Linked DNA regions of Homo sapiens: region 2 is linked to region 1. A link is a loop called in an ENCODE intact Hi-C map of the cell type or tissue named here. Cell type or tissue: dorsolateral prefrontal cortex. All regions are shown on one strand. Each heading gives the region's core, and the rest is flanking DNA. Links, peaks and the distances in the headings are about the cores only. Region 1 has its middle 99 kb from the start of PART1. Region 2 overlaps PART1 (prostate androgen-regulated transcript 1).

Region 1 (5,390 bases), core at 298-5,297:
GTGCACAAAAGGGCTATCAAATCAAGAACATTTTAATGAAATTGGGAATAATTTAGAGATGCTTATTTAATACTCTCATTTTATATTGAGGCAATTAAGGAAAAAAACCCATATAACTTTGGTCTTGACTTAATGATAAAGCTTGAAACCAGGCATCATGACATGAGTCATTTGAAAACTTGCAGCTCTGTGCCAACTCTCATACCCAGCTCCCCAAGCTACTGAAAATTGCCATGAACATTGATAATACTATAAAAAGGAAGTCTGGTTTATATAAATGCAAGTCAATACAAATGAGAAAAGGACCATTTATTGTGATGGATGTGTTCACTGAATGCAAAAGCAAATTATTGAAGATAGAGTGAAAGGGAAAAATCTATAAATATCCAGGCTCCCTGCAGTAGTGACATTAACCACATGGAAATTAAAGAAAACCTAAAGGAAAACACTGAGTTCACATGTGGAGAAAATATTAAAAGCATCTCACTGCAGGCAACAAGATTAAGGCAATGCATTTGCAGAGCCACTTCTAACATTCATTAAATGTTATGAAATGGAACAGTATGGACCCAGAGGCATGGAATATCAGGCTGTTGATGGAAAAATAGAAACTGGCAATAAAAGGATCACTCTTTTACATAAAGTGCAAGGAAGGTTCATCAACACCAACAATTATTGCAACCATTGTAAACTCATCAGTACAGACTAATGCAGGAATGCCCTGTGAAAATGTGGAAAGAGAAACCATGGTGTAGCAGCAACCTACTAAGAATCCAAAAATTGCAAAGAGCATTGAGATCTGGATCAACTGACCTGGAATATGTAAAGGAAGCCATCTCGGAGATGTTATTTGACAGGTGCCAAAAAACTCCTTACTTAAAAATAAGTCCGCTGCCTGCCTGGCCACAGTTCATGAAATCCCCTTATTACTCAGTCCTTTACAGAGAGCCATGTCAGACTTTATATTGAAGTATTAGCATTACCTGGACCACATGGAATGGTAAGTCATTTCTAGTTGTCACCAGATCCTATTTCATGCTATTTCCTCTGAGAAAATGCCTCTGCCCTGCCTTCCTCACTAGTGGACACATTCTTCAGGGTTCAGCTTGAATATTAGCTCCTCAGTAACACCTTGCATATCCCTCCACTGCCCTGGAAAAATTATCTCTCCTCTGTGTACCCTGCACACTACAGGGGTCTGATTTCATCATCTAGAGTTACACGTAGACATATTGCTTTCCTCATTGGGCTGAGGCTCCTTCAGAGTTAAAGCCGTCTTTCTCCCTTCATCATTGCCCAGCCTAGCATCTGCAGTATTAAGGCTCTACAATAAACTGAATGAATGAAAGGGCTCTAAGTACTTGCTTAGCTAACTAGTCTTCATGAAGAAACATAATGCAGCCTGGTATAAGCTCTGTGGAGGGCAAATGTCAACATCATAGTGGGGAGCCTGAAAAGAGAGGTGGGGTCTGGGCTGTTTCAGCTCCTGAAATGTGTCGCCTACAAAGCTCATGCTCAGGAAACACCTGAGCACAACTAAGGATGTAGTGGATAAAGAGAAAGGGACCCAAAAAATAAAGAAGGGGCATAGATGGAGGATAAAGGGAACCAAATATAAGCCCTCTCTTTCAGAGATTTGCTTAGATCAAGCCCACACACTCCTGTCAGCGACAAGACTTAGTGTGGCGAAGTGGGAAGAACTCCAGATCATCGGACAGAAGACCAGAGTTGAAGTTTTGCATTTGTAACTGGGCACCTCTCTCCCAGTTTTCTTACCTGCATCTGTCTGCCCACCTCTACATAAAGCATAAGTTTGGCCAACATAGAGCATTCAACACTTTGTTTCTATCAGATACCTTATTGTAAGGTCTGCACACTCCATTTCTCCACTGACCCCTCCATTCTCAGCAACTTCTAATATCTTCCTGTCCTGGAAAACACTGGAGTTTGTTCCTTCCATATCCAATCCCTTCACTTTACTGAGAAAAAGACAAATCTCAGAGAGGTTGTGACTTGCTCAAGGTCACTTGCCCAACTGGCAGTGCCACAAGTTAAAATCCAAATATTCTGATTTCTAACTAATATTGGTGCTACAAATTCTAATAGGAAGGACCGTTGGGTAATAATTTAGTTCGAAAGAAGGAACTAGGAGTCTTGCTTTTAGACTGTATTTGCATAGCAAACACAGTTTACTTAATTATGTTTATTTAAGGTGTGGGAAATTAAAGCCTCCTCAAGCTATCTGGTGGCAGAACCACTGCTGCTAACACACTGCTCTTTCCATCACACCATCTACCTGCAGTAAAGTCATTTATCATCTCAGTAACCTCAAAGATGTTTCCTGGGCTATGCTGGTTTGACTGCTTATTGTATTTTGGCATCAACAACTCCAAAGGCATTACTTGTAAACATATGCTTTATCTCCGATTGCCATCTCCGCATTTATTATAAAATTCTCGGTTTATAGACCAAAACATTAGTCTGAGGAATAAAACAAGATTTATCTGAGGGAAAGAGAACAAGCACAGTTGTCCCCATATTGCAGAGAAGACAGCTAAGGTGAGGGGCTGATGCGTGAAATTATCCTACCTCTGTGTTTCTCTTCTCAAACTGAAATTTGCAAGAAATATTTTCAGTTTCAAATCCAATAATCTGACATTTATCCCAAATTATCTGTTGCTACGTTTAGATAATTGTTCATTTCTACCATTGGTAAGTTCCTTTTAGGGAGTATTTAGCAAGCAGTTAAGCTTTCTGGGGTTTTGAGGAAAACATATGGTAATAAAGGACCCAAAATATTACCCACAGTAATTTTTGTTACAATAAAGATGACCAATCTTTAAGTTTCTTTCTTCCACAATTAATGGCTTACTACCTATATCAAATATACTGGACTTAAACATAAAATCCCTAGTTTTTCCTTTATGATACAATAACTATCAACACAAGACTGACCTCTACTGGGAACATCTGTCCTTGTTAGATGGATTGTGACTTGTGAAAATAGTCAAATATGCTAAATCAGACACCTGTTGTGCCTTAATAGATCATCAAATTAAATTCTCTGTGAAAAGGTAAGAGTGATGAACTTTCTGAAATCAAAACCTTCATCATCTTTAAGCAGTAATTGTGTATAATTATATTTGGCATTTTGATAAGTAGAAAGTAGAAAAAAATTCAGAAATGATGTCACTGCATGTTTTAAATGTTAATTATTGCCTTAGACAATTATTAACTTAGAACACTGATGCATTATTATCCAATCAGATTGTACCATCTTGTATATTCTATTTAGAAAAGTCTTAAATTTTTTTTTCTAAGTATCAAAACGCTTTCAAAAGATGGAAATTTTTAGGACAAATTTGCATATGGACAAAAACCCAAATTTAATTTTTAAAATTATGCAGAATCAGTAGGCAAGAAGGCTGATTTCATTTGTTATATTTCCTCTGTGCTTCTTATCATGGTCTAATAACGCATGTGAATCAGCTACATGATTCTAATCTTCAAAACATCACTCCCATCATTTGACTGAATTTTTAATAACTTCTGAGTCCAAAACACACCTGATTAAAAAATATACAAACATAGATATGGATATTAGTAATTGGAGGTAAACTAGAATCACAGGTTCTCATAAAATTATAGATTGCATTTTATCCTGCATAACTATTTTTAGCAACAAACAGTTCTGCTATCTTGGTAAATTATCACTGAAATGTCTGTTGTCAGGACCCTTCAAAGGTCTTGAGTTCTTAGTGGGAAGAGTGAGCAAAAGGCCTCTACATTCGCATGTTGTATTAGTCTACACTAATCAAAACTGAAGTACTTCAATTTTAAATATTGATGTGGTTGGCTGTGTCCCCACCCAAATCTCATCTTGAGTTGTAGTTCCCATAATTCCCACGTGTCGTGAGAGGAGCCCAGTGGGAGGTAATCAAATCATGGGGGCAGTTATCCCCATGCTGTTCTCATGATAGTGGGTTCTCACAAGATCTGATGGTTATATAAGGGGCTTTTCCCCCTTTGCTCGGCGCTTCTTCTCCTGTCGCCTTGTGAAAAAGGATGTGTTTGCTTCACCTTCCACCATGATTGTAAGTTTCCTAAGGCCTCCCCAGCCATGCAGAACTGTGAGTCAGTTAAACCTCTTCTCTTTATGAATCTCCCAGTCTCAGGTATTTCTTCATAGTACCATGAGAATGGACTAATACAAATATCAATTATATTTTACTTAGTTCTCATGAAAATAATTTTTAGTCCTCTAGTTTTTTTAAAAATTAAGTTTCATTTGCTTTATTAAACATAGAAAGAAATCCATTATAAACTACTCAAGAAGACTACCTTGTTATTATTTTGAAAGATACGCTGGCAGCAAGATGTAAAATTTGTGGGGGCTAGAAGAGGGAGAAAAGCTTTTGTTATATTCCCTAGAAAAGGCTCTAGATACTGTAAGTGTCCTCAGTTCTGACAGAAGAGCCCCAAAAGAGGTATTACAAAGTGAGTAGACCTAGCCACATACATAATTATTTTTTGTTTGGAAATAAGCACTGTTGGTGACATTTTATGGAAAATATAATTTATTCTACATCCTCAAATGAAGCAAACAATTCACTCAACAATTCTCCAAGGTGAAATTTGCAAAAACTGTAAACAGAATTTTAACTTAGATTCACTACTTAATTATGAAACTTACATTGCAACATAAATATGCACTAACAAACTGAAAGTGACTTTTTTTATTGGGTTAGCACCCTGTTGTCCCATTACTGTTCCCAGTTTATTTCTTCAAATTGAAAATTTAAACGTTAAGTTAACTAGACACTGAAAAAATTCATCAGAGGGTACTTAATATATCCTCCACTTATCCCAGGAAGTATATTTGTTCTACAAAATTAAATAAGAAATATATTTCCAAGTTGATACAAAGTAGCAAATTCTGTTCATTAACGTGGTCTTAGATCCCAACTTTCAAATCACTTGAGTACCCATGAGCAAATAATTTCTTTAAGACTCAATAATCATAGTTTATGTTTTACGGCAACTTGTTTGGAAGACCCAGTGATGTCAAGGTATTACACTCTGCAGGTTATATTGTCTTAAGCAAGAAAACGCACGATCGCAAATGCTGTAAAATTGGAATTTCCTATGTTTCATGCTGAAGTGAGTACTTCAAAATACTATGATGATGAATATAAATACAGTTGAATCTCTCCTAAATACTGATTTTTGATAGGTAATAAAACTCTTACTTTTCCCTAGGTCTTTGACATATATAGGGTTTTGTTCTTGAGGGTAAAAGTAATGATTTACCACAGCCACACCCATATAACTAGGGACCATTTTAACTGATTCCTCTTTTAATCATGATTTAAGATTTGTGTGACTTTCCA
Region 2 (5,390 bases), core at 168-5,167, 91 kb before region 1:
CCTAGTACTTAAAGTATAAAAAAAAAAGATTAAAAAAAAGAAGAAAAGAAAAAAAAAATGAAGGTGAATTAATGAACTGCCAGATGTGGTGAAATGTGTCTACTAACATCACATATTGCATTTCAACTAATATTTGTAAGTAAGATTTTGCCTTAAGGCCTCTAAGATAACAGCACAGTGAAGTGTGTTGGTCACTATTAATCATCAGTTTTTTGCCTGGTTCTCAATTGACACTTTTAACCCTGCCCTGTATTTTGCTGTGTCATGCAAGGACACTAACCCAGGACATGACACACAAGGGGTAACAGTAGTAGACATGATTCATATGATAGTTGGTACAAAGTTTAGACTAGTTTAAACATTCCTGCATGAGGGAAAAAAAATAATGGAAGTCATTAATCTTCAGTCATGGTAACCTAACCAAAAACGATTTGAAGGAGGAGAAAAAAGAGGGTTACCGATCATGAACAGCTATGCTGATTATCCAAAATACATGAACCATGTCTGGAATTCATGCTGAATTCTCAGCTTAAATATGAGCTATGTTGAAGCGAATTATATTTTCTCCTCCCATTGATGAGAAATTTCTCAGAGCAAGAGAATATCAACTGAGACTTAGACGTGCTCACTAAGAAGCAGCAGAAGAAAGAACAGAGTCTGCTTGGTGAAGGAATAGCCACCCCAGAGAAGGAGTATGGACTTCTATACACAATCATTCATTCATTCATTCATTCATTCATTCATTCATTCATTCACTACTCATGCATGATCTTTGTCCTTATCTTCCTCCACTGTCACATGAATACCCACCCACTGCACCTACCTGCTTCCTATTCCTGAGAACCCAGGCTCACACACAGAGCCATGTTTCTGCAAATGCAGCCCCTCTGACTGCACACCCTTCCCCAGCACCCACCATGAAGACCAAGAAAAATGAATTCCTTCACTAGAAACCCCTTCCTAGCCACCCCTTCTCCATGAAAGGTGGTTACACCCTCCTGAGTAAATTAATGAACCAGTACCACTTACCACATAAATTAGCACTAGAGGACAAACGAACATTGGAAAAATTGAGGGATGTTTTCAGTTTAACAAAAAAAATGCTTTAAAATTGAAACATAGGGTACTTTCTGCAAGATTAAAATTCCAATAAAATCAAATGTGAGGCTTATCGGACCCACAGACAAACTCTTGGCTAAAGTTAGGCATCATCTCTGGTCCTTCTCAACAAATGGATAAAGAAATGCAGGGGATCCCAACATAGTCTCTAGAAATGATCGTATATTTGAAAGTTTGAAAGCTTTGCATGGGGCCTGGCAAGGAGTTGAATGAGCTAAGCTAAGTCTCACTTATTCTAATGATCCTGCTCCTGGCAGAAGAATGCACTGGGGGTAGGGGGATCTCAGACTCAGAGGTGGGTAATTATCTCCCTCTTCCCCCTCTGCTGGTGCAGCTACAGAATCCGACATCAAGATTCCCTCCCAGAGCCACTTGTGCCACTGAGCCTCACCACCTGCAGCACTGCTGCAGTCCAGTCCTGTGACTAAGGGGGCAGTTATTCAGCACTGGACATTCACTGAGAGGAAAATGATGGAAGGGGCTGGAGAATTTCAGGAAAACAATGTATTCTGGAGGACAGCCCTCGGAACTGTGACATAGGTCCAGTTTGTCTTTAGAGCCTTTCCTCCTCACTTCTACCCCCAGAATAGTCTCCCTGGGCTCCCCAGATTCTTCTTTGTGGCCCACAAAGGGGCCTAACCTCCCTCCCATCAACTAAATCTTTTTGTGTGCCATCCCCAGAGTAGCAGATTAAAGCAGTCTGTGAAAATATAAGTAAATGGTCCTGCTATCTTCCAAGTGGCATGTCATTTCAATAGGGGCTTTCTAGAGCTAAAGCTGAGAACCAGAGAAATAACCACCAGTGAACATTTCAGGCCTCATGAAGCATGACAACAAAGGCAGAAGGCAGGCAGGTCTTTCTGGGCCCTAGGGAATCACACCTGCATATCAGCTACCTTCCCCTCTCAGAAATGGGCCAGCCCTATTTGCATAGCCCTGAGCCAAGGAAAAGGTCAAGCTTTCCCTTCTCCATGCAGGGTCACCATCATGATTATACAACCTGTACCACACCTGTAAGTCCCACCTCCATGGCCCCTGTGTCTTCCTCTCTACCTCCAGAGCACAGGCCACCACTAAGCAAGGAAAGAGTTCTCACTTCTTTAACCTTCCCACAATACAGATAAATATCACATATAGTGCCTCAAAAGCAATTTGGCCATGGAGATACATTTGCAATCACCAGCAACTAAAAGAGACATGAGTTGCTCTATATCTAACTTCAGTCCATGGTATTTTGTCTAACTTTTGTCATGAAAATTTACACACAGAAATCAGAGGAGTGGAAAGAAAGCAGATTACACTGAGTCACAGTTGCACTAGGAAATAACACAGTGGCTCTCGAATGTCATGTGCATAAGGATGATGACCCAAGGCACCTGCTAAAATGGTAGATCCCTGGCTCCCACTACAGGATGCTGATCCCATGGATCTAGAGTAGAATCTAGGAATCTGCCTTTTCATTGCCCACACCCACCACCATGCGTCAATGTTTGTAAAGCCAGTGATCTATGGACCACTCCTTAAGAATCATTGAGATAGTGCATGCAGACTACTTAACAGAAAACCTGGTACAAATTTTCAATGCTTGCTAGCTAGCATTATTACCAATCAGAATCAATCCCAACTTCATAGATTCTACTTAGACTTGACCTTTTGCTAAGTGAAAATTGCACATGGGTGCGGAAGTATGGTAGCAAGCCAGGAGTTGTTTTAGTGCAGGAAGAGAAATAAGAAGAGGGATACAGTACGTGTCCTTCTAATGATCCTTTAACCATTAATGAAATCTCTTGAGCCCTAATTATCCCCTATTCCACAGTTTTCAACAGCTCTGAAAAGATTACACAGGGGTATCTGAAATAATTATCTATGGACCAGAAATTCCCAATGTAAAAACACTCAAAATATTGCCATTTTTATTTTTCTGCCTCAGACATGGAAAGCAAAACAGGGCTATTTGTTTTGTTGTGCAAAGCAGGCCCCAAGTGAACAGTGAGTTTCAGAATGGCTGAGTCCACCAACTTTGGCACAGTATCAGAGAAGTGAATCCCAAACCTGACTGGCTGTTGTGCTCCTGTGAGTCTTGGCTATTTCCTTTTGCTGCCAATGTGGGCCCTCTGCAGATGGTTGCAGCTGAGTATGTCTACTTACCTCTTGGACTGACTCCTCACCATAAATGGGATGGCCGTTCAGGAAATCTTCTGTTTGCTTTGCACGCTCCTGAGTATAGGACAAAGCGCTGTTGTTTAAGAACATAAATAACAAAAGCTTTGTTCTTCCAAACCGAGAGGGAAACTGTAGATCTATCCAAAATGACTTGGTCTTAAACTGCCTAAGGATGACAAGAATGAAATATTATTTTAGGCTGCCCATCAGCATCCGTCTCTCAATCTCCTGTCTTGGCTTCAGAAAACAATGACTCAATATGGTCTTTTTCTGACACATTGCAGCCTTAGGAAAATACTGTTCCACATATTTGGAACTAGAGCTTTCCCTGCATTAAAATAAGTGGAAGTTATTCAAAAGCCCACTTAGCTTTCTCTCTTTGAATCTGGGCATAGGAACACAGCTGTTTGTACTCACATAATGAAAGAAAAAAAGGAAACTGTGTATGACAAAAAAAAATCAAAATACATTTTTTACTAGGTGCTTGACATGTATTTTATTGCTTGATTCTCACAACAACCTCTAAGAGTTTGGTATTATCTCCATTTTCACCAAGAGTGAGAAAGGTTAAATAAGTTTCCCTAAGGACATAGAGTTGATAGGTGGGAGAGGAAACAGTTAAATAGCAAAGGAAGTAAAGGTAGCCTGAAATTCTAACTGTTCAGATTTAAATTAACAACTTCCCATATTTCTAGTAATATGACTGTATAGAAATGTGATTGTTGTGTTTCATAACCTGTTTTGTACCATTAAATAATTTTTCACATTAATATATGAAGCTTTACACCATCATTTTATTGACTATGCAGGATTTCACAGTAGGTATTTATCATAATTTACTATACCAGTTCTCTATTGATAAACATTAAAGTTATTTCTCATTTTCCCCATGAATATGCTTTTGCAAACATACTACATAAATGTATTTTTACATTTGTATAGTTGTCTTCTTAGGATAAGTCCTAGACCCAGAATTTCTGGGCAAGAAGATTATACATTTCACATTTCAGTAAGTATCAGCCACCTGCCCTCCAAAAGGTTGTATCAGGTAGTTGTATGAGCACATCCATTTCATCAAACTCACAGGCACACCGAGTTTAACCATCCATTCACATTTCTGCCAAAATGATGTGGGGAAATGATAGCATTGTTATCTTTATAATCACAATGCTAATTGGGGGGTTAGGTGTTAGGCATCTTCTCTTATGTATTGGCCGCTTGCAATTCTTTTTTGTCTTTCTTTTTTTTTGTTTTTGTTTTTGTTTTTGAGGCAGGATCTTGCTCTGTTGTCCAGGCTGGAGTGCAGTGGTGTGAACACGGTTCACTGCAGCCTCAACCTCCCAGTTGCAAGTGATCCTCCCACCTCAACCTCCCAAGCAGCTGGGATCATAGGCACATGCCACTAAGCCTGGCTAATTTTTTTTATTTTTTGTAGAGACAGGGTCTCACTATGTTCCCCAGGCTGATCTCAAACCCCTGGCCTCATGAGACCCTCCCACCTTGGCCTCCCAAAGTATTTAGATTACAGTGTGAGTCATGGGGCACACCAGCCACCTGTAATTCTTTCAGAAGTCAATTAGTCCTATCCTCTTTCTACTTTTCTATCAAAATCTGACTCCAAAATTAATTGCAAGTGCTTTCTCCCACCCCTACCTGTTTTCTCATTGTCTGAGCTCTGCAAAGCTGATGTGCTGGTATATTACAGACTTTGATCTATTGCCAGGAAAACTTTGGCAACATATTGCCAGGGCGATTAGTCAAGTTCCATAACATATGTTCCAAGAAGGAACACTGGTTAAGTCTAAAGAATAGAAATCCATAAATTTCTCCTTGGTCGTCTGCTTCAGAAATAGGTCATCCTCTGACTATCAGCAGTTGTTTAGCCGAAAAGAAACAATGATCCATTCAAACTTAAATCTTGTTCTTCTGCACAGAAAAGTTTGGATAACAGAAAGAAGGCAAGAACAGTTTGGAGGAACATCCCCAGAACCAGTGACTGGAGACACACACATGCACACACACACACACACACACACACACACACAATTTTCCATGCCCCAGACAGAGTCAGACCACAAAGATTGTGCTGTGACTCAGGTTAGAGATGT

What was found. Peaks named below come from ENCODE experiments on the same cell type or tissue, not always from the same donor. Only the 100,000 strongest peaks of a DNase experiment are listed, where the experiment ranks them.
Region 2: a loop joins it to region 1, with 2.3 times the contacts of the local background. A loop is called at or near these places in 3 of 110 quality-filtered maps.

What each region holds. Positions count from the first base shown.
Region 1 is chr5:60,583,549-60,588,938 of GRCh38, forward strand. No RefSeq gene overlaps it. Among named protein-coding and RNA genes, the nearest start is that of PART1, 99 kb to the left of the region's middle. In dorsolateral prefrontal cortex, for the core only: a CTCF peak has its summit at 2,949 (motif pointing left); no DNase peak of the experiment used is centred there.
Region 2 is chr5:60,492,872-60,498,261 of GRCh38, forward strand. All of the region lies in intron 1 of PART1 (prostate androgen-regulated transcript 1), which reads left to right. It also overlaps a transcript of PDE4D not described here. Among named protein-coding and RNA genes, the nearest start is that of PART1, 7.9 kb to the left of the region's middle. In dorsolateral prefrontal cortex, for the core only: no CTCF peak of the experiment used is centred there; a DNase peak (open chromatin) is centred at 3,228; H3K4me3 peaks cover 714 bases; H3K27ac peaks cover 4,879 bases.